2 separate regions of the Mus musculus genome follow, and region 1 is linked to region 2. Evidence: chromatin loops called from intact Hi-C (ENCODE). Cell type or tissue: gastrocnemius. All regions are shown on one strand. Each heading gives the region's core, and the rest is flanking DNA. Links, peaks and the distances in the headings are about the cores only.

What was found. A loop is a pair of places that touch in the nucleus more often than their neighbours do. Peaks named below come from ENCODE experiments on the same cell type or tissue, not always from the same donor. Only the 100,000 strongest peaks of a DNase experiment are listed, where the experiment ranks them.
Region 1: a loop joins it to region 2, with 7 times the contacts of the local background. A loop is called at or near these places in 13 of 42 quality-filtered maps.

The regions. Positions count from the first base shown.
Region 1 is chr7:6,931,650-6,942,571 of GRCm38, reverse strand. Usp29 (ubiquitin specific peptidase 29) reads right to left here. Exons shown (of 8, transcript NM_001360502.1): 4 at 10,750-10,915; 5 at 9,889-9,972. Among named protein-coding and RNA genes, the nearest start is that of Zim3, 40 kb to the left of the region's middle. In gastrocnemius, for the core only: CTCF peaks have their summits at 1,650 (motif pointing left) and 5,249 (motif pointing right); DNase peaks (open chromatin) are centred at 1,566, 5,259 and 5,840; H3K4me3 peaks cover 218 bases.
Region 2 is chr7:7,272,721-7,283,642 of GRCm38, reverse strand. It overlaps Clcn4 (chloride channel, voltage-sensitive 4), which reads left to right. Exons shown (of 12, transcript NM_001357102.1): 12 at 1-1,334. It also overlaps a transcript of Vmn2r29 not described here. Among named protein-coding and RNA genes, the nearest start is that of Gm45631, 17 kb to the left of the region's middle. In gastrocnemius, for the core only: a CTCF peak has its summit at 5,159 (motif pointing right); DNase peaks (open chromatin) are centred at 5,281 and 5,818; H3K4me3 peaks cover 1,208 bases; H3K27ac peaks cover 1,145 bases.

The DNA.
Region 1 (10,922 bases), core at 1,097-9,096, 340 kb after region 2:
TGCATATGTATCAAAAGATGGCCTAGTCGGCCATCACTGGAAAGAGAGGCCCATTGGACTTGCAAACTTTATATGCCCCAGTACAGGGGAACGCCAGGGCCAAAAAAATGGGAGTGGGTGGGGAGGGGGGGAGGGTATGGGGGACTTTTGGGATAGCATTGGAAATGTAATTGAGGAAAATACATAATAAATTAAGAAAAAAAAGTTAATAACGGAGCTGAAAGCTTTCCATCCCTGACTGAAACATCCTTACTCAGTGTTTGCCTATCTAAAACGTTCTTTTACACAAAGTCAAGAAATGCGGGTAAAAATGTAGCTCATGGGTAGAGCACCTGCTCAGCGCGCACACGGTCCTGGGAGGCATTCCCAGCACCACAGAAACAACCACGCCACACAGCCTTTAGTCCCAGCACTCGGGAGGCAGAGGCAAGATGATCTCTGGGAGGGAGGTTAAGGCCAGTCTAGTGCACACCGTAGTCCAAGTCAGCTAAGCCTACGTGATAGTCAGACCCTGTCTCAAACAAGAGCAGCAGCAACCACCACCAAAACAAAACGGCAGCAGAGGTTGGTATTCAGGTAAAAATAAAAGATAAAAGTGCATGAGAAAGCCTCTAAGAAAGCATATTTTAAGTCTTTTCACACACAAATAGGTATATGGGGCGATGCCTATGAAAACAGCTTAATTTTTTTTTTTTTTTTTTTTTGGTTTTTCGAGACAGGGTTTCTCTGTATATCTCTGTATAGCCCTGGCTGTCCTGGAACTCACTTTGTAGACCAGGCTGGCCTGGAACTCAGAAATCCACCCGCCTCTGCCTCCCGAGTACTGGGATTAAAGGTGTGTGCCACCACACCCGGCTTAATGTAGCAATTCTAACAAGTATCGCTACAATATATATTCACTGAATTTTCTTAGATTGATTTATTTTATGTGTGTGAGTGTTTTGCCTGCATGGAGGTATGTGCACCATGGGAAGAGGGTATTTAACCGCTGGGATGGAAGTATGGATGGTTGTGAGCTGCTGCGTGGGTACTGGAAACTGAACCTGGAACCATCTATATGAGCAACATGTTGCTCTTAACCACTGACACATCTCTCTTGCCTCCTAGATTCTTTGTTGTTGTTCTTTTATTTGGTTTGGTTTGGTTTTTCAAAACAGGGTTTCTCTGTGTAGCCCTGACTATCCTGGAACTCCCTGTGTAGACCAGGCTTGCCTGGAACTCAGAGATCTGCCTGCCTCTGTTAAAGGCGTGCGGCACCCCATTGTCCAGCTCTAGATTCATTTTTTGACTTGTCAGCCAGTAAGCAAAATGATAGATCTGGGGATATATCCCAGTTGCTTAACTTGCAGGGAGCCCTGCACTCGCTACCTAGCAGCGCATAAAACTGGACACCATGAAGCATGCCTATTACTTTGCAAGTGGAGGATCAGGACTTCAAGATCACCTCAGGCTAAGACGCAGTAAATTCAGGGTTAGCCTGTGCCACATAAGACCCTGCCTCAAAATGAAACAAGCCATAAAAGAGAAACATACATCACATGTATGTACATACGTGTACACACACGCGCGCGCGCGCGCGCGCCATGCTGGGGGGGGGGTGCCTTTTTTTTGGTTCGGTGTCTACCGCCATCTGGTGGCAGCAAGTAGCAATTGCTACAGAAATTCACAGGCTCAGTTAAGACCAAGCCTTCAGGAATGCAGGTATTTGGAGGCATTTGGAGACATCAGTGACTCAGAAAAAGCACATATCTGCGTGGCCTTAGCTCCACTCACTATGTAGTGGTCTTTCTTACTTCTCTTAATTGAATCTCCACGTGTATATGTATGTAGATACATTGCAGAATTGTAAAAGTTCAAGTTAAAGGTAAGTATACTTGGGTTGTTCACGCTGTATTCTGATTCTTGTATTTTTTTTTCTTCCATTTTTTTTCTTCCAGCCTTTCTGACTTAAAATGGAAACGTATTTTGACAGGCTTATCTGATTAAATCTATTGTCTCAGAAATCCCCTTTTATGTTTTTAAAGATTTATTTATTTTTATTTTATGTGTATAGGTGCTGTGCCTGCTTGTTCTATGAATCACTTTGGTGCAGTGTCCTCCCTTGGAGGGAGGCTAGAGGAGGGCATAGAATCCCCTGGAACTCTATGGGTACTTGGAATTGAGCCTGGGTCCTCCACAAGGTCTGTAAGTTCTGTTTTAATCTCTCTCTCTCTCTCTCTCTCTCTCTCTCTCTCTCTCTCTCTCTCTCTCTCTCTCTCTCTCTCTCTGAAGCAAGGTTTCTCAATGTAGTCTTAGCTATCCTGGTACTCACTATGTAGACCAGGCTGGCCTGGAACTCACAGATCCTCTTGCTCCTGTCTCAGGAGTGCTGGGATGAAAGGTGTATGTCACCATGCCCAGCCAGTAAGTTACTGAACTATCTCTGCTTAGAGAGATGGGGTGGGAGGGGGAGGTTCTGGGGAAGTGGGAGAGGAGAAACATACAAACATCCATTGACAGTTCACTGCTTTGCAGGCAACAGAACTTCCTGTATCCCAGAGGCAGCCACTGCCTTATACCCTTCCTACCCACCACTAATCTGCTAAACTCCAAATCCGTAGCAGCCTCAAGGAAGGGTGGGACAATGCGATTATCTTCCTGACTACTGCTTTAGACTCTATTTAGTCCCTGAATTAACCTCCTTAGCCCTCCCCCCTCTAAGCTTGGATACCTCTTCTTCTTTTTTTCTTTTTAATTTCCTTTCTTTTTTTCTTTTATTCTTCTCTCAGACATTATATCCTGGCCACAGTTTCTCCTCCCAGATCCACTCTTCCTGTTTACCTTCAAAAACAAACAACAAAAGCAAAACTGAGGGAACATGGCATACCAAGTTGCAATTAAACTACGCACAAAGCCTCCTATCAGGGCTGAATGAAGCTGGACTACGCAAGCCAGTGGGAGGAAAAGGGTCCCAAGAGCAGGCAAAAGAGTCAGAGTCACCCCTGACTCCCATCTTCAAGCGTTCCGCAAGAACACCAAGCTACACGACCATAACATATATGTAGAGGGCCCAGTGCAGACCCATAGAGGTTGTTTGACTGCCACGTCAGTCTCTGTAGCCCCTATGAACCTTGATTAGTTGATTCTTAAAAACAAAACAAAACTTTCTTTATTTTATTTTAATTTTATGTGTATGAGTATTTGCGTGCATATATGTATGTGTGCCTGGTACTTGAGGCCAGGTGGTGGTGGGGGGCGGGGGGTCTCATGTGTAGCCCTGGAAGTCGCTATTACTTAGATCAAGATGGCCTCAAATGTACAGAAATCCACCTGGTCCTGAGTGTGGAGATTAAAGGCATGTGCCACCATACCAGACAGCTACAGCCTTCCAAATGAAGAAACTCACGTCTACAGGTCATTGTTGGATCCCTATCCCAGTCTCTCCCATGGTGAGCGGACGACATTAACAAAGGATATTTCTCCTCAAATCCTCCTCTCAGCACATCTGTCTGTAGACCCTGGAATGTATTTAAAATGAGAATCTGGTGCTACTTCTGGGGCTGAGGAGGGAGCTGGGCCAAGTCAGCAGGTGTTAGGGGAGATGTCTCAGGCTGAGTTTGGGGTCAGGTTAAGACATCTCCCAAGAGGCACTGTGTAACCAGACCATTGAGAGATGGATGGCTACTGAAAGGAAAAGCATCATCTCGGGACCCCCAAGACCAAGTTCTAAGCACAAAGGAGCAGGGAAGTAAGAGAGACACAGGAGGCAGAGGATGGGGAAGAAGGGAGAGGTTATAGGGATATTTGTCCCAAAGGACAATGGAACAAAGGACTGCCTCTGAAGGAAACAGACGTGGCACCGAGGAGCATGACAGTTTATAAAGGTAAAGGGGAAACCCTGTGCTAGGATGAGGTGTTTAATTTTAATTGGGCATGTTTATTAGGTGAGCCAAAGGGGGCTTTTGACTGCTGGACTTTAATACTTTGATAGCTGGACCTTGGTAGTCAGACTAGGGAGGAGCAAGTGGCCAAATAAGGGACTAGACCTTGGAGGCTAGCTTTAGGAATGTAGTCTAAGGGGTTTTAGCAAGGCAGAGGGAATGGAGGAGAAGGGCAAGGCTTGCCAGAGCTGCACTCACCACACTGGCCAGAGCCCCTTCAAACTGTCTGCACTCCCCCAGCTGCCCAAATCCTGTGTTGTCAGAATTAGGATTAGGCCCACATCCAGCATGCTGGCGACCCAAGAGATCAGAAGACAGAAGTACACAGAGGAATGACTTCGGGAGAGCAGTGCGTGTGTCTAGCCTCTGAGCCGAGCCACTGCCATCATGGGGAGTTCAGCAGCCACCACCATGCAAAAGGGGCCCCCTTGACAGTTTTTCTTCTTCTCATTGGAGGGGTGGGAAGCATCACAGGACTCTCTCCAGAGTATATGTGACCTAAGGGAGGGGCTGGAACACATAGGACCTTCGTCTCTGCATCCACGTCCCTATGGACAACCCTCACCTATGCTCTGCAAGCAAGCAAGCCCAATAAACTTCGGTGATATGTTATCTTGGTTTGTCATTGGGACCTTTGGAGTACTGGTTGACATTGTTTATGTCTAATAGCTCTGCAGTGGTGGCCTTAAAACCCAGTACTTGAGAGGTAGAGACAGGCAAATCTCTGAGTTCAAGGCCAGCCTAGTCTACAGAGTGAATTCCAGGACAGCCAGGTCTACACAGAGAAACCCTGTATTGAAAATACAAAACAAGGCATTGTTTATGTTTAAACCTGGGAAGGAGAGGAATTTTTAAAAAGGTATGGGTGTATACTGTACCCAGGGAACTTCTTTGATGTTTTGTTTTGAGACCGGGTCTCATTTAGTCTGAGCTAGGCTGCCCTCAAACTCACTGTAGCTGAGGATGACCTTGGCTCTCTCTGTCTCTCTCTGTCTCTGTCTCTCTTCTCCCCCCCTCTCCCTCCCTCCCTCCCTCCCTCCCTCCCTTCCTTCTTTTCTTTTCTTTCTTTCTTTTCTTCCTTCCCCAGGATTGGATTAGGCCTTGTTGGGAATTGAACCCAGGGCTTTGCACTTTTTAGGCACGCAATCTATCAAATGATCCACATTCCCAGCTTATTTGACTTTTTAGAGAGGTTCTCATGTAACATAGGCTTCCCTAGAACCTGCTACACAGACCCGTCCTCAGTGCTGGGACTTCTGCGTTCATCGAATTTTTGGAACATTCTAGAGCCTTAAGGCCGTTCATCAGTAACTGCAGTCATCGGCCAGCAGGTGGCGCACATAGGATATTGATGAAAACAGTTTGAGCATGACTAGGGAAATCGGGCCTCTTAAGATGTTGCTGCAGTTGCTCTAAAATATTTCAAAGCATTTACCCTACAGGGACAAGGATAGATGAGCTTCGAGAAGGAGGCAGCCGGGGAGCAGACTGCACTTACCTATCAAGTGTCAGGAGGCCAGCACAGCAGCAGGGCTGGAGAGCAAGGGCGTGAGGATTTGAGTTTATACTCTGGCTGCATCTCACACCGGCCTGTGTGTCATTGGGTGGAGGTTTTTTTTGGCTTCTGGGCTCCCATTTCTTCTTTTGCATGTTCTTTCGGACAGTGTAACAATTCAATTTAATGGTAATGTTACTTGGAAGTCACTAGGACAGATCTTAAATGTTCTCACCATGGAGAGGGGATGGTTTGTCAATAGTTTGATTGACACATATATCAGAGCATCCATGTTGTGTACTGTAAATATATATAATTCTTATAGTTCAACTTCACTTAAGAGTTGGAAGGAGGAATTTGAGGCCATCCTTAGCTACTTGTGGAATTCCAAACCAGCTTATCCCCGTAGCTAGATGTGGCGGCATGCCCATTTATGCCTAGTAATGAGAAAGCAGAGGCAGGTAGGTCTCTTTGAGTTCAAGGTCAGCCTGATTTACGTAATGGATTCAAGGCTAGCTAGGATTAGGTGGTAAGACCTTGTCTCAAAACAAAGCAAAAATCCAACCAAACCAAAAAAATAAAAAATAAAATAAAATCAAGCTATATGAGACCTTACCTCAAAAATGAAAATGAATCTAGAATGCAGCTTGTGGCTGCAGCACTTTCCTCTAAGCACAGGTTCTATGCTCAACTCCCAGTACTTGGGAAACAAAACCTAAGAATTAAAAAAGAACAAAAAACAAAAAACAAAAAAAACAAAAAAGTTCATTGAGTTTCTCCAATTCGGGCAATCCTGCCAAATACTGTGGATTTCAAACCCCATCTTCTAAGACTTTGTGTTCGAATGGCGAGCAAACTGCAGAGCAGAGATCAGGTGTGGATATTGGTACCAAACACTAAAGAAGTCTGCTCTGTGCCAAAGACACCGGGGCGACTCCCATGAAGATACAAGGTTGTTGGAAGAAGAAAGAAGCCACAAAATAGCTAACTGTGGGAGTACATCAGGAAAAAACAAACAAACAAACAGACAGACAAAACAAAGAGTTACAATTTGTGTGAACTGATCTGGAGAAGGTGTTTTGTTTTGTTTTGTTTTGTTTTGTTTTGTTTTGTTTTGTTTTGTTTCTGTGTAGCCCTGGCTGTCCTGGAACTCACTCTGTAGACCAGGCTGGCCTCAAACTCACAAAGAGTTGCCTGCCTCCCCCTCCCTTTGTTTCTTTTTTTGTTTGTTTGTTTGTTTGTTTTGTTTTGTTTTTTAGTTTTTCGAGACAGGGTTTCTTTGTATAGCCCTGGCTGCCCTGGAACTCACTTTGTAGACCAGGCTGGCCTCAAACTCAGAAATCTGCCTGTCTCTGCCTCCTAAGTGCTGGGATTAAAGGTGTGCACCACCACCACCCGGCTCTTGTTTGTTTTGTTTTTGCCAGATTTCATTCTGGATTTGATGTTGTAAGCAAGCGTGGACTTTGTAGAACCACATCTTTTCAAAATCCCAAATAGCCTTGGTGGTGGTGCTCACTGCACTCAGGAGGCAGAGGGAGGCAGATCTCAAGAGTTTGAGGCTAGCTGCATCTCCATAGTGATACTTTGTTTCAAGACAAGGACAACAACAAAAACATCTCCAACTCCTAAACCTAGTAATGGTGATAATGATTAAAAAAGAACTCAAAATTATAATATAAAATGCTTCTTTTTTAGTTAAAACTGTATCAAAGAAGTAAACTCCATAAACTATCCCACTAAACACTGATTTTTTTACCAGACACTGATAAACACTTCTTAAGAATTAAATTGCCAGGCATGGTGGCTCACACCTAGAAACTCCAGCCTTACAGGGCTGAGGTAAGAGGATCTTGAGAGTTCAAAGCCAACCTAGGCCACATCATTCCAGGCCAACCTTGGCTCCAAGTGAGACCCTCACCCTGTCTCACCCTCCCAACCCTCCCACCCTGAAGCAATAAAGCCTGCAAATTATAAAATTCAATGTTGTCAGCTCTCAAAATTTGGATGAAAATGAAGGATACAATCAAGGGGAAATTTGCAAGCCAGATGGCTCTTTAGACAGATGTGACTTTAAACAGACAGTCTCAGAAGACTGTCCACATTGTTTTATGTCTAAACGAGACCTTTTCCGTCCTTAATTACACAGGGAGGTATATAACTCCCGGAATGAAGCCTGGCCTTTAGCTCAGTGGAAAATTCCGCTGCTGATTTGAGAGTAGAGCTTTCTTTTGGCTGCCAGGGAAATGGTAAACACTCTGGCTGCCTTCTCTCCACAAGCCCAGGCTCTGTATTTGCACAGTGTAATTCACTAACGACCATGTTTTTCTCCTGTTCCTGCTGCTCCACTGTAACTTTGCCATATATCCCTCTGGTGGGCATAGTACCTTTAAAAATATTTTAGAATTACATTTATTGTTATCATGTAGTTTTAAAAATAATTTATGCATTTTAATTTTATGGTGTTTTGCCTACATGTATTTCTGTGTGAGGATGTCAGATCTTAGAGTTAGGGACAATTGTGAGCTGTCATGTAGGTGCTAGGAACTGAACCCCTCTTAGAAGGGCAGTCAGTGTTCTTAACCACTGACCCATCTCAACTGTGAGTTACCATGTGGGTGCTTAGAATTGAACCCGAGTCCTCTGGAAGGGCAGTCATTGCTCTTAACCAATGAGCCATCTCTCTAGTCCCCATTGTCTCTCTCTTTTTTTTTTTTTTTTTTTGGTTTTTCAGGACAGGGTTTCTCTGTGTAGCCCTGGATATCCTGGAACTCACTTTGTAGACCAGGCTGGCCTCGAACTCAGAAATCGGCCTGCCTCTGCCTCCCAAATGCTGGGATTAAAGGCATGCGCCACCACACCCAGAAAAAGTGGAACCATTTTTGGGTTTTTTGTTTGTTTGTTTGTTTGTTTTTTTGGGTTCAGCATCCTTAATCATCAGGGAAATGCAAATCAAAACAACCCTGAGATTCTACCTCACACCTCACCTCCTTCCTTCCTTCCTTCCTTCCTTCCTTTCTTTCTTTCTTTCTTTCTTTCTTTTCTTTTTTTTTTTTTTTTTTTTTTGGTTTGGTTGGTTTTTTTTGTTTTTGTTTTTGTTTTTGTTTTTGTTTTGTTTTGTTGTTGTTTCCAGACAGGGTTTCTCTGTATAGCCCTGGCTGTCCTGGAACTCACTTTGTAGACCAGGCTGGCCTTGAACTCAGAAATCTGGCTGCGTCTGCCTCCCGAGTGCTGGGATTAAAGGCGTGTGCCACCATGCCCAGCAGATTTGAGGTTTTGATCAATTTCCTTAACCCCCATCACCCCCAAACCCAGGCTGTGGTAGCTACCATTTGTCTGCTCCAATGAGTCCATGTTTTTAGATCCTGCCAGTAAGTGACATCATGTCACTGTATCTTGCTTATTTTACCTGGCTGTAAGATGTCCTTTAAATTCACCCAATTTGGAAATGGAGAAGGGTGCGGTTGGAAAAGTTGTATCTTTGGAAACTTTTCTTAGCACTTAAGTTTTTCCATATGGGAGACCTGAGTGGTCTCCTAAAAGTGTAAACGTGTCCCAGTGAAGGAAGCAGGAAGTTTGGGAGATGAAAATCTTCCTTAACTAAAGTCTAGACTCCAGGGCAGTCTGGGCTACCTGAGACAGTCTCAAAAACAAGTTAAAACTGCGGTCCCAGTGAAATGGGTCAACAGTAAAGTCGCTTGCAAGGAAGTGAGTCAACAGGTAAAGACGCTTGCCCTGAACAGTCAACAGTAAAGGCTCCTGCAGGGAAGTAGGTGAACAGGTAAAGACGCTAGCAGCTGAGACTAATGACTTCAGTTCAGCCCCTGGGATCCACACTGTGGAATGACAGAATGAACTCCCACAGGCTGTCCTCAGCCCTCCGCATGAGGCCAGGGCACTCATGCAGAACCCCTCCGTACACAGAAATGCACACAAAATGAAACAAAATGGAATAATTTCTTAAAAGCGTAAAAAAGTAACAAATCGTCTCGTTCTTTCTATAAAAATCCTACAGTCTTCGGTATTCCCCAAAACATGGAAAATAAAAAAGGCACACCCAGGGCTCAGATCTTGATTTTGACATTGTGTTCTACTCACAGGGGACCTGGAACTCTGTGGATAATTAGTCAACTGCAGGGCAGGGCAGGGAAACAGGAGACTAGAATGTCTCGTTGTGTCTGGAAAGCAGGGGGGGCTTTTCTTTTTCTCAAGTGTCAAGAAGCTTGCAAAGATCCAGAATCAGAATGTGAGCTGCTCGGGAGAAGACAGGTTCTGAAAGTAGCAAATTGTAAACAAGCCCTTAATTACGTTAAAACCCGCAAAATCAGCATGGAAGCAATTAAGGTGGGATAAGAGAAAACAGAGACTCAGAGAAGAATTCTAACAGAGATACATCCAGGAATGTGGGGCCAGAAAGCCATCATGTGTCATCTCGCATGCAATAACTAAGGAAACAGTAATCGGTGGTTACTGAACCTGGATTTGTGGGGCCAGTGAGGTGGCTCAGAGGATAAAGGAGCCTTCAGCCAAGTGTGACGATGTAAGTTCCACCTCCAAGACCTGCATAGTAGAAGAAAATAAAAAATTGACTCCTGCAAGTTGTCCTCTGGCCTCCACGTGTGGCCTATGGCATGTGCCTGTCCACTCATATTTACAAGTGTAAGATTTTTAAAAAGTAAAATGAGAATGCCATGCATGCATACAAATTATCTTGGTCATACTCATTCCCCAATGTAATTCCTCCAGATTTACCATCTACCCTACCCTTCCCTTTCAAACTTTATTTAAACATTTATGTGGGGGGTGGGGGGGGTAGATAGGTGGTTGTGCACAAGTGGGCAGGTGACCAAGGAAGGCAGAAGAGGACATTAAATCCCCTGGTGTTGGAGTTACAGGCAACTGTGAGTCCCCGCTACAGGTCTTGGGAATCACCCTTTGGTCCCCTGGAGGAGTGATTAGGATAATTTTACAGAGTGAGTAAGCTCTCTCCTTCCATCTTTACTCAAGGTCAGATTGAGCTCAGGCTAACAATGCTCTTGAGTCTTTCCTTCAGAGGCCTCTACCCTTTTAACAGCCCCTTGATTACAATATGTCCCACCCGTACCCTCATGGGTGTGAAGCCAAACACTGGAGAAAAATGTGTAAATAAATCTTTGTTGTGCGAAAGTAGAAAGAGAAACAATATTTACATGGGTAATTGACAATGGAAAATAGTAACTTCATCAACCAGGGGACAAGTTAGACAGTATCAAGGCCAATAGCTCCAGTGTTGGGTCAAAAAAAAAATATGTCATAAGCTTATTGTTTATTTATTTACTTACTTGCTTACTTGCTTACCTTTGAGATGAGGTTTTTCCTGTAGAGCTCTGGCTGTCCTGGAACTCACTCTGTAGACCAAGCTGGCCTTGAATTCAGAGATCTGTCTGCCTCTGGCTCCCAAGGGCTGGAGTTAAAGAAGTGAGCCACCACTTCTTGGCATGGCACAAATTTACAAAAGGATGAACTGAGAA
Region 2 (10,922 bases), core at 1,456-9,455:
GGCCCTAATAGGTGGTCTACTCATGGCCATCTCATTTCTTGCCTTTGTTCTCAAGCCTGTTGTTATGTTTCTTTATCAGTCTGCACCAGATTCAGTAGTGCCCACCATAATGAGCATGAAGTGAAAGACTTCTCGACAGAAGACTTCAAGACTGGACTAAATGTTTGGACTATGAACCATGTAGTTCTATGTGGACATTTCTCTTATAAAAGGGGACACATTTTTACTTTGAGGGGACACTTGCGTCATCACTGATTTGCAAGCCCAAAGCATCAATTTCACTTATTTATATGGTTACTTGTGCATTTGACGTATTGATTAGTCCAGCACTTCCCATGGATTATTGCCCGTGTGCTCCTAGATTGCTGTAGTGTGGTTTTGTTTCTAAGTAGCATGTGCAATACTTAAAACCAGCTATCCAGTGTTTCTACTTAACTTTCTTCTCAGGTCTTCCAGATAGAGCCATGATGAGAGTGAGGCATATGAGTTCTCAGTGGGAACTCCTCCAAATGGATTACAAGAGAAATAGTAAATTGATTCTAAATCTGTTCCATTCTCTTCCCTGTAGGATATAAAATGTCCAGTTTTAACGCCTAAGCATGGACTTTCAAACTAGCAATCACAGCGCGGGACAGAGTCACATTTTATACAGCCAATTGAAGCACTGGGTCTCTTTGTGTTTGAACTTAATGGCAATTTTATTCTTTAAATTCTGCACATCTGTCTTTTCTTCAGGAAGGAATTAGTGTTTCAGGCCCATCGCATGATCTGTGTAAGATTTGTGTCACTTGCCATTTCACTTCATCTTTGCCCCTCACTTTTCACTGAGTCATCCTCCTCCTTTTCAATCTTACTGTCATTGGGTATCGTTGAATCACGTATGTGCACTTGACTGTATGTAATAGATCCTGACAGTGCACCTAAGAAACCTGGGACATGGCCAGTCCAGGACTGTCTCTACACTATTGCCAGGGTTCCAAATTCTTCTGGTATTTCATTTTCCCTCTTCTTATTCTCTGTCCTCTGGCTTACTGCCTCATAGTTGTAAAATTGTTGCCCAGATGCCAGGTGCGATGTCTACTTTCTGTGAGGGAAGGAGGGGGAGAGGCGAGTACGAAGATGAATGTGTATATCTTTCCCAGAGATGCGCAGCATACAACCATTGGCTGGAAATCTGTTATATGCCCCATTCGCCTAGATGTCTGTAAATACAGGAAGGAAAATTGTTTTAGCTATACATTATAACACATTACTTTCTGGATGGAATTTCGATTCTGTGGATAGGGAAGTGGGATTGGTATCTGTCATATTAAATTCCAACATCATGTCCCTGCCATTGTCTTTGGTGTCTTTTTTACTCTCTCATGCTTGATAACCCTTCCAAACACCCCTCCAAGCATTCTTATAACTGCTTGGTGTCTTATCCATTGTGTCACATTTGAGAGAAACCTCATTTGTAAGCTGAGTCCACTTCTCACGCCTAGTCAGAATCTTAATTTTAAATACAACCCTAACTACAGGAGGGGTCTGTGAATCTTCTCATTGTTACAAGAATTATATATTCCGGAAAGCAAACATTTTAAGTCAGACCATGCTGACAACTGTGGAAAATTATAGTTTCAAGTATTTGTTTCTGTAACTAATTTACTCCCTCTGAAATAGCACTAAATAGACACATCAGTGTGAAAATATCCAGGTAATAGAGGAGATTTTAAGCCTTGGTTCATTGTCTCATTCGCAGCATGGAACTATTAAGTAGTAGATCCTAATTTTAGGGTTGTTAGTAGGTTTTGGATGGAACATTTGTAAGTGAAGCTGGGTTCTCCTGAACTGTAAATTCTAAGTGTGAAAGATTACTTCATGTGGTCCCCTTCTTTGGTCCAGGTGGCTCCCCTCAGAGTTGCTCTGTAATGGAAGGAGAGTATTAGTCACAGCCTGGCCTTCTATAATCCACAAGACCTCAAATCCCGTGTGTGTGTGTGTGTGTGTGTGTGTGTGTGTGTGTGTGTGAAATAGCTTAAAAAACAATGCATGGCAGGAGAAGCATAGCCAAAGGACAGCAAAACCACATACTTCCCTTTTAATCTAGCAGAGTCCATGGAGGAAGAAAAGGGGATAAGTTTACTCTGGGCCAAAGTTACCAAGGGGGAAGTGAAAGCACTGTGTCTTTCTCCTACAGTGTACCTTGGAGGTGCTCAGAACTCAATGAAATTATTCAAAGTGTGACTGGACTGAAATGTGTCAGGCTTCTTTTCATTTGCAAGATGATCCTCTAATGTGGGGTTGAGGATCAAAGCTGTGCTTAGACTGGCAGGTTAAGAGCAAGAATGGGGAGTGTGCTGTGGAGACTGCCTTTTTCCCAGGGAGCTCCTCTCTCAAGGACTTATTTGCCATTGAATAAGCTCCCAAGGGAAACGCACTGCCCTGCTCTTTGACACTTTGATGAAAGCCCCTAGTTTTGAACTCTGAGGACATTCTCTGTATCCCATTCACTTGGTGGTCTGATACGAACTGGGAGATGAGGGTGAAATACACATCTTTACCCAGTAATGTTCCTCCCTCTTTCCAGGACCAAAGTCTTCGGATGGCTTCCTGACAGAAGCTAGCATTTCATTTCAAGAACACTGACAATATTTGTTTCCTTCAGGTTGTTTGAACATTGGACCAATATATGGAGAAAACACTAAGTTCACTTAATTCAGGTCTACACATTGTACAAGCTTTAGAATTTCACGTGATGTGGAAAGTGAAGCATTCAGAGAAAATTGCTTTATCATTGCTGCCCAACACAGACAGTTGGAATCCTGGTAAAGACTGAATTGGTTCCCATTAAATTCCTATGGTGAAGCCCCAACCCTAAAGTTATGGCGGTTGAGGGTAGGACATGCACCTTTATGGCATGAGCCATAAAGTTAAATGGAGTTATTTGGGTAGATCCTTATCTCAGCAGGACTAATGTCCTTAAAAAATTGGAAGAACCCAAAAAGTATCTATACAGAGAGGAGGCCATCTAAAGACACAGCAGGATCATAGTAGTGCCCATCTGTCTTTCATCCTAGGAGATAAACCTTACAGAAACTTGCCTTGCTGATTCCTTGCTCTTACACTTTAATTCAACCACCACATCTGTGGCATTTTGTTATAGCAGTACAGGCTGATTGATGCCGAGACAGAAACTCAGCTTGGCAGATTGGGCTGAGCACCATTTTTGTTCCATGAAACAGCTTCAGTTCAATTTTACTGAATTGTAAGTCATTGTAAACATAGATTTTGCTAAGTGTGCTGGTATATGTTTGGTAATCCTAACCCACAGGAACCTGAAACAGGAGGATTGCTCGCATGCACACACACACACACACACACACACACAGCCAAAATCAAGGAGTCCCAAGCAGCTTGAGTTATAGTCACAGTTGTTCCTGGCTTTATCCATATTCAAGCATCCACTCTCCAGTTGTTATTTAACATGCTTTCATAGGGCGTTCTGTCTGCTTTCCTCCCTCTTGTAGATGTTCCTGTGACACAAAGGGGAGGGAACAATATTTACTCACCCTCTTAATGTGACAGATGAGGAAACTAACTCCAGAAAGTTACCATATTTCCTAGACTGCTTAAAGCCCAGTGTGGTCAGAAATAGCCTAATATGTTCACTATATGGAGCCAACATGGCTACCCTTGAACACATGCAGCTTTCTTCATATTAACTACTGGGTAGTACAGCATGACCTGACTTCATTATGCTGCAGTTAAATGGCAACATGCTTTCTTCCTTTGTGTGCATTGTCACTTTACACAGGCTCCATAATTCTGAGGAGAGGCTGCTGTGGCTTCCTTTCCGAGCACTCTCTCCTGCCTCCTTTTTCAGTGTGATGGAGATGGAGTGAACAAATATTTTTCTGCTTACCTGGTGATGGATTTTTTTCAAAGAAAATTTCACATCCTGTCTGTAGAAAAATTCACTTTGCTAAGAGAACACGAAATGCTAGACTGTTATTAAATGTCTAATAAAAGAGTGAAAGGTTAAGTTGCTGTGAATGTTCATAGGGTACAGTATCAAAGGAGCCCTATTTACATCCTAGTCTCTGTAAACAATGCTCCCTTGGTTTGTAGAGTTCGGATAACCCTATAAGAACAACTCTGGGAACTGTGTCCCTGATGCAGTAGGTAAAGTGCTTGCTGTGCAATTGTGAGTTGGTATCTCCAACACTGTCATAAAAGCTGTGTGTGGTATTGCATATCTGCAACACCTGCACTAGGAGGTACATGGATCAGAAAATAAGAGTGTTGCTTGAAGCTCATTGGCTCTAGTCCAGTCTAGCTGAATCAATGAGTTCTAGGCTCAATGAAAGGGTGTGTAAAAATAAAAAAGGTAGTTAACAATGCACGCAGACTCATAAGTTGACCTCTGACCTTGACATATAAGTGCACAAACAAGTACATATACCACACATATACATTTACACACACACACACAGAGAGAGAGAGAGAGGGAGAGAGAGAGAGAGAGAGAGAGAGAGAGAGGACATACAGACACAGACCCTAAGATACTGACGCTCTGACACTCTGTATAAGTTGAAAATGATAGAAATTTGGAAGAGGGGATGGTATGTATATTTGGTCAGAAGTTTATGTTTTATTTTACATATCCAGTAACATAAAATTAAGAGTAGAGTGTTTTTGGTTTGTTGATGCAGTCTTACTTTGTATCTCAGACTTGCCTGGTGCTCCTTATGTAAGTCGGGCTAACCCAAACATATGATGCTCCTCTTGCATTTGCTTACTTTGTGCTAGTATTAATGGGAATATACTATAATGTCTTACTTCATTTCTTATACTAAGAAAATACCTTATATTTGGACTTTCTACAGTGTGGTCAAGTTGTGACAGTAGCTTTAACCACCCTTTATAAATTGATTACAATCTTAAAATTGAAACCACTTTAATGTATATATAGGTTGACATATTCTGGGTTCACACATATGCAAAGAGTGGTGAGCCATCAATGATAATAAAAGAAAAATGAATGTGCACGTAGATTCTTTTAAAAAGTATCAAAAACCAAAAACAAGTGTCATTTGAAAAAAGGAAAATCGAACGGTCACGATGACCGCATTCTTCTCTGTCACCACCAGGTGGCGACAGAGAGCACGCCGGAAAAAACTTCCTCCAAGGGGTCGGATGTGCCTGCTTCATCCCGGCCAGGGTGAGGGGAAGCCGGCCAGGCTGGTGGATCCGACCCCGCGAGGCGGTCGCGTTTTCCATCGGTCAATCCCCGGGAGGTTGTACTTTGTGAGATACAGGAAGTGCCTCCATTTTGGACAGGAAGTCGGGCCCAGGCGCTCATGGGAGCTGTAGTGCGTCTAGGGCCCAGCGCCGATCTCCGGGGCCACCCGGTGGCGAAAAACGCGCAAGTGCACCCCCGGTTCTCTGCCTCGTGGGGACGGATCTGGGACCCGAAGGCCAGCCGTGGTTCCAGACGAGCGGTGTGGCCGTGGCGGCGGCGTCCCCGGGCAGACGGGGGTTCAGGTCCGCGTCCGCTGCTCCAGGTTGTACCTGTAGGAGTGCAGGGACAGAGCCTCTCTCTGTCTCTCTGTCTCTGTGTCTAAGTCTCTCTCTCTGTCCCTCTGTCTGACTCTAAGTCTCTCTCTCCTCCTCCTCCTCCTCCCTTCCACCCGGGGCTGCCTGGCGTCGGCGTCCGCCATCGAGGGACCCATCCCGGCTTCCACGAGTCCCGCAGCCCCCGGTTCTCCCTTCTCCTTCCTTCTCCTTCCTTCTCCTTCCTTCTCCCTCCTTCTCCCTCGTTCCTTCTCCCCGGGGACCAAGCCCGAGTCCGCTTCCGACCGCGAGGCCCCGTCCCGGCTTCCCTGTGTGCCTCGTCGCCCCTGGGTCTGTCTGTCTGTCTCTCTCCAAGCTTCCCTGTTTGCTTCCATCCCGGCCTGCCTGGCCTCTGCCATGGCCCGCGCAGCTCGGGTCTCTGCGTCAGTCTGTCCCCCTATCCTGGTTCTCCCCCTGCCTCCCTCCCTTCTCCTTCCTTCTTCTACCTTATATCTTGGGAATCCTAGGTTTTGGGCTAATATCCACTTATCAGTGAGTACATATTGTGTGAGTTCTTTTGTGATTGGGTTACCTCACTCAGGATGATGCCCTCCAGGTCCATCCATTTGCCTAGGAATTTCATAAATTCATTCTTTTTAATAGCTGAGTAGTACTCCATTGTGTAAATGTACCACATTTTCTGTATCCATTCCTCTGTTGAGGGGCATCTGGGTTCTTTCCAGTTTCTGGCTATTATAAATAAGGCTGCTATGAACATAGTGGAGCATGTGTCCTTCTTACCAGTTGGAACATCTTCTGGATATATGCCCAGGAGAGGTATTGCTGGATCCTCCGGTAGTACTATGTCCAATTTCCTGAGGAACCGCCAGACTGATTTCCAGAGTGGTTGTACAAGCCTGCACTCCCACCAACAATGGAGGAGTGTTCCTCTTTCTGCACATCCTCGCCAGCATCTGCTGTCACCTGAATTTTTGATCTTAGCCATTCTGACTGGTGTGAGGTGGAATCTCAGGGTTGTTTTGATTTGCATTTCCCTGATGATTAAGGATGTTGAACATTTTTTCAGGTGCTTCTCTGCCATTCGGTATTCCTCAGGTGAGAATTCTTTGTTCAGTTCTGAGCCCCATTTTTTAATGGGGTTGTTCGATTTTCTGAAGTCCACCTTCTTGAGTTCTTTATATATGTTGGATATTAGTCCCCTATCTGATTTAGGATAGGTAAAGATCCTTTCCCAATCTGTTTGTGGTCTCTTTGTCTTATTGACTGTGTCTTTTGCCTTGCAGAAACTTTGCAGTTTCATGAGGTCCCATTTGTCAATTCTCAATCTTACAGTACAAGCCATTGCTGTTCTGTTCAGGAATTTTTCCCCTGTGCCCATATCTTCAAGGCTTTTTCCCACTTTCTCCTCTATAAGTTTCAGTGTCTCTGGTTTTATGTGGAGTTCCTTGATCCACTTAGATTTGACCTTAGTACAAGGAGATAAGTATGGATCGATTCGCATTCTTCTACACGATAACAACCAGTTGTGCCAGCACCAATTGTTGAAAATGCTGTCTTTCTTCCACTGGATGGTTTTAACTCCCTTGTCGAAGATCAAGTGACCATAGGTGTGTGGGTTCATTTCTGGGTCTTCAATTCTATTCCATTGGTCTACTTGTCTGTCTCTATACCAGTACCATGCAGTTTTTATCACAATTGCTCTGTAGTAAAGCTTTAGGTCAGGCATGGTGATTCCACCAGAAGTTCTTTTATCCTTGAGAAGAGTTTTTGCTATCCTAGGTTTTTTGTTATTCCAGATGAATTTGCAAATTGCTCCTTCTAATTCGTTGAAGAATTGAGTTGGAATTTTGATGGGGATTGCATTGAATCTGTAGATTGCTTTTGGCAAAATAGCCATTTTTACAATGTTGATCCTGCCAATCCATGAGAATGGGAGATCTTTCCATCTTCTGAGATCTTCTTTAATTTCTTTCTTCAGAGATTTGAAGTTTTTATCATACAGATCTTTCACTTCCTTAGTTAGAGTCACGCCAAAGTATTTTATATCATTTGTGACTATTGAGAAGGGTGTTGTTTCCCTAATTTCTTTCTCAGCCTGTTTATTCTTTGTATAGAGAAAGGCCATTGACTTGTTTGAGTTTATTTTATATCCAGCTACTTCACCGAAGCTGTTTATCAGGTTTAGGAGTTCTCTGGTAGAATTTTTAGGGTCACTTATATATACTATCATATCATCTGCAAAAAGTGATATTTTGACTTCCTCTTTTCCAATTTGTATCCCCTTGATCTCCTTTTGTTGTCGAATTGCTCTGGCTAATACTTCAAGTACTATGTTGAAAAGGTAGGGAGAAAGTGGGCAGCCTTGTCTAGTCCCTGATTTTAGTGGGATTGCTTCCAGCTTCTCACCATTTACTTTGATGTTGGCTACTGGTTTGCTGTAGATTGCTTTTATCATGTTTAGTTATGGGCCTTGAATTCCTGATCTTTCCAACACTTTTATCATGAATGGGTGTTGGATCTTGTCAAATGCTTTTTCTGCATCTAACGAGATGATCATGTGGTTTTTGTCTTTGAGTTTGTTTATATAGTGGATTACATTGATGGATTTTCGTATATTAAACCATCCCTGCATCCCTGGAATAAAACCTACTTGGTCAGGATGGATGATTGCTTTAATGTGTTCTTGGATTGAGGATTTTTGCATCGATATTCATAAGAGAAATTGGTCTGAAGTTCTCTATCTTTGTTGGGTCTCTCTGTGGTTTAGGTATCAGAGTAATAGTGGCTTCATAAAATGAGTTGGGTAGAGTACCTTCTACTTCTATCTTGTGAAATAGTTTGTACAGAACTGGAATTAGATCTTCTTTGAAGGTCTGATAGAACTCTGCACTAAACCCGTCTGGTCCTGGGCTTTTTTTGGCTGGGAGACTGTTAATAACTGCTTCTATTTCTTTAGGTTGTATGGGACTGTTTAGATGGTCAACTTGATCCTGATTCAACTTTGGTACCTGGTATCTGTCCAGAAATTTGTCCATTTCGTCCAGGTTTTCCAGTTTTGTTGAGTATAACCTTTTGTAGAAGGATCTGATGGTGTTTTGGATTTCTTCAGGATCTGTTGTTATGTCCCCCTTTTCATTTCTGATTTTGTTAATTAGGATTTTGTCCCTGTGCCCTTTAGTGAGTCTAGCTAAGGGTTTATCTATCTTCTTGATTTTCTCAAAGAACCAACTCCTCGTTTGGTTAATTCTTTGAATAGTTCTTCTTGTTTCCACTTGGTTGATTTCACCCCTGAGTTTGATTATTTCCTGCCGTCTACTCCTCTTGGGTGAATTTGCTTCCTTTTTTCTAGAGCTTTTAGATGTGTTGTCAAGCTGCTAATGTGTGCTCTCTCCCGTTTCTTCTTGGAGGCACTCAGAGCTATGAGTTTCCCTCTTAGAAATGCTTTCATTATGTCCCATATGTTTGGATATGTTGTGGCTTCATTTTCATTAAACTCTAAAAAGTCTTTAATTTCTTTCTTTATTCCTTCCTTGACCAAGGTATCATTGAGAAGAGTGTTGTTCAGTTTCCACGTGAATGTTGGCTTTCCATTATTTATGTTGTTATTGAAGATCAGTCTTAGCCCATGGTGGTCTGATAGGATACATGGGACAATTTCAATATTTTTGTATCTTTTGTGACCAATTATATGGTCAATTTTGGAGAAGGTCCCGTGAGGTGCTGAGAAGAAGTTATATCCTTTGGTTTTAGGATAAAATGTTCTGTAGATATCTGTCAGATCCATTTGTTTCATCACTTCTGTTAGTTTCACTGTGTCCCTGTTTAGTTTCTGTTTCCACGATCTGTCCATTGATGAAAGTGGTGTGTTGAAGTCTCCCACTATTATTGTGTGAGGTGCAATGTGTTCTTTGAGCTTTACTAAAGTTTCTTTAATGAATGTGGCTGCCCTTGCATTTGGAGCATAGATATTCAGAATTGAGAGTTCCTCTTGGAGGATTTTACCTTTGATGAGTATGACGTGTCCCTCCTTGTCTTTTTTGATAACTTTGGGTTGGAAGTCAATCTTATCAGATATTAGAATGGCTACTCCAGCTTGTTTCTTCAGACCAGTTGCTTGGAAAATTGTTTTCCAGCCTTTCACTCTGAGGAAGTGTCTGTCTTGTTCTCTGAGATGGGTTTCCTGTAAGCAGCAGAGTGTTGGGTCCTGTTTGTGTAGCCAGTCTGTTAGTCTATGTCTTTTTATTGGGGAATTGAGTCCATTGATATTAAGAGATATTAAGGAAAAGTAATTGTTGCTTCCTTTTATTTTTGTTGTTAGAGTTGGCATTCTGTTCTTGTGGCAGTCTTCTTTTTGGTTTGTTGAGGGATTACTTTCTTGCTTGTTCTAGGGCGTGATTTCCATCCTTGTATTGCTTCTTTTCTGTTATTATCCTTTGAAGGGCTGGATTCGTGGAGAGATAATGTGTGAATTTGGTTTTGTCGTGGAATACTTTGGTTTCTCCATCTATGTTAATTGAGAGTTTGGCTGGGTATATTAGCCTGGGCTGGCATTTGTGTTCTCTTAGTGTCTGTATAACATCTGTCCAGGCTCTTCTTTCTGGCTTTCATAGTCTCTGGTGAAAAATCTGGTGTAATTCTGATACGCCTTCCTTTATATGTTACTTGACCTTTCTCCCTTATGGCTTTTAATATTCTATCTTTATTTAGTGCATTTGTTGTTCTGATTATTATGTGTCGGGAGGAATTTCTTTTCTGGTCCAGTCTATTTGGTATTCTGTAGGCTTCTTGTATGATCATGGGCATCTCTTTCTTTATGTTTGGGAAGTTTTCTTCAATTATTTTGTTGAAGACATTAGCTGGCCCTTTAAGTTGAAAATCTTCATTCTCATCAATTCCTATTATCTGTAGGTTTGGTCTTCTCATTGTGTCCTGGATTTCCTGAATGTTTTGAGTTAGGATCCTTTTGCATTTTGTATTTTCTTTGACTGTTGTGTCGATGTTCTCTATGGAATCTTCTGCACCTGAGATTCTCGCTTCCATTTCTTGTATTCTGTTGCTGATGCTGGCGTCTATGGTTCCAGATCTCTTTCCTAGGGTTTCTATCTCCAGCGTTGCCTCGCTGTGGGATTTCTTTACTGTGTCTACTTCCCTTTTTAGTTCTAGTATGGTTTTGTTCATTTCCATTACCTGTTTGGATGTGTTTTCCTGTTTTTCTTTAAGGACTTCTACCTGTTTGGCTGTGTTTTCCTGCTTTTCTTTAAGGGCCGTAACTCTTTAGCAGTGCTCTCCTGTAATTCTTTAAGTGACTTTAAAGTCCTTCTTGATGTCCTCTAGCATCATCATGAGAAATGTTTTGAAATCTGGGT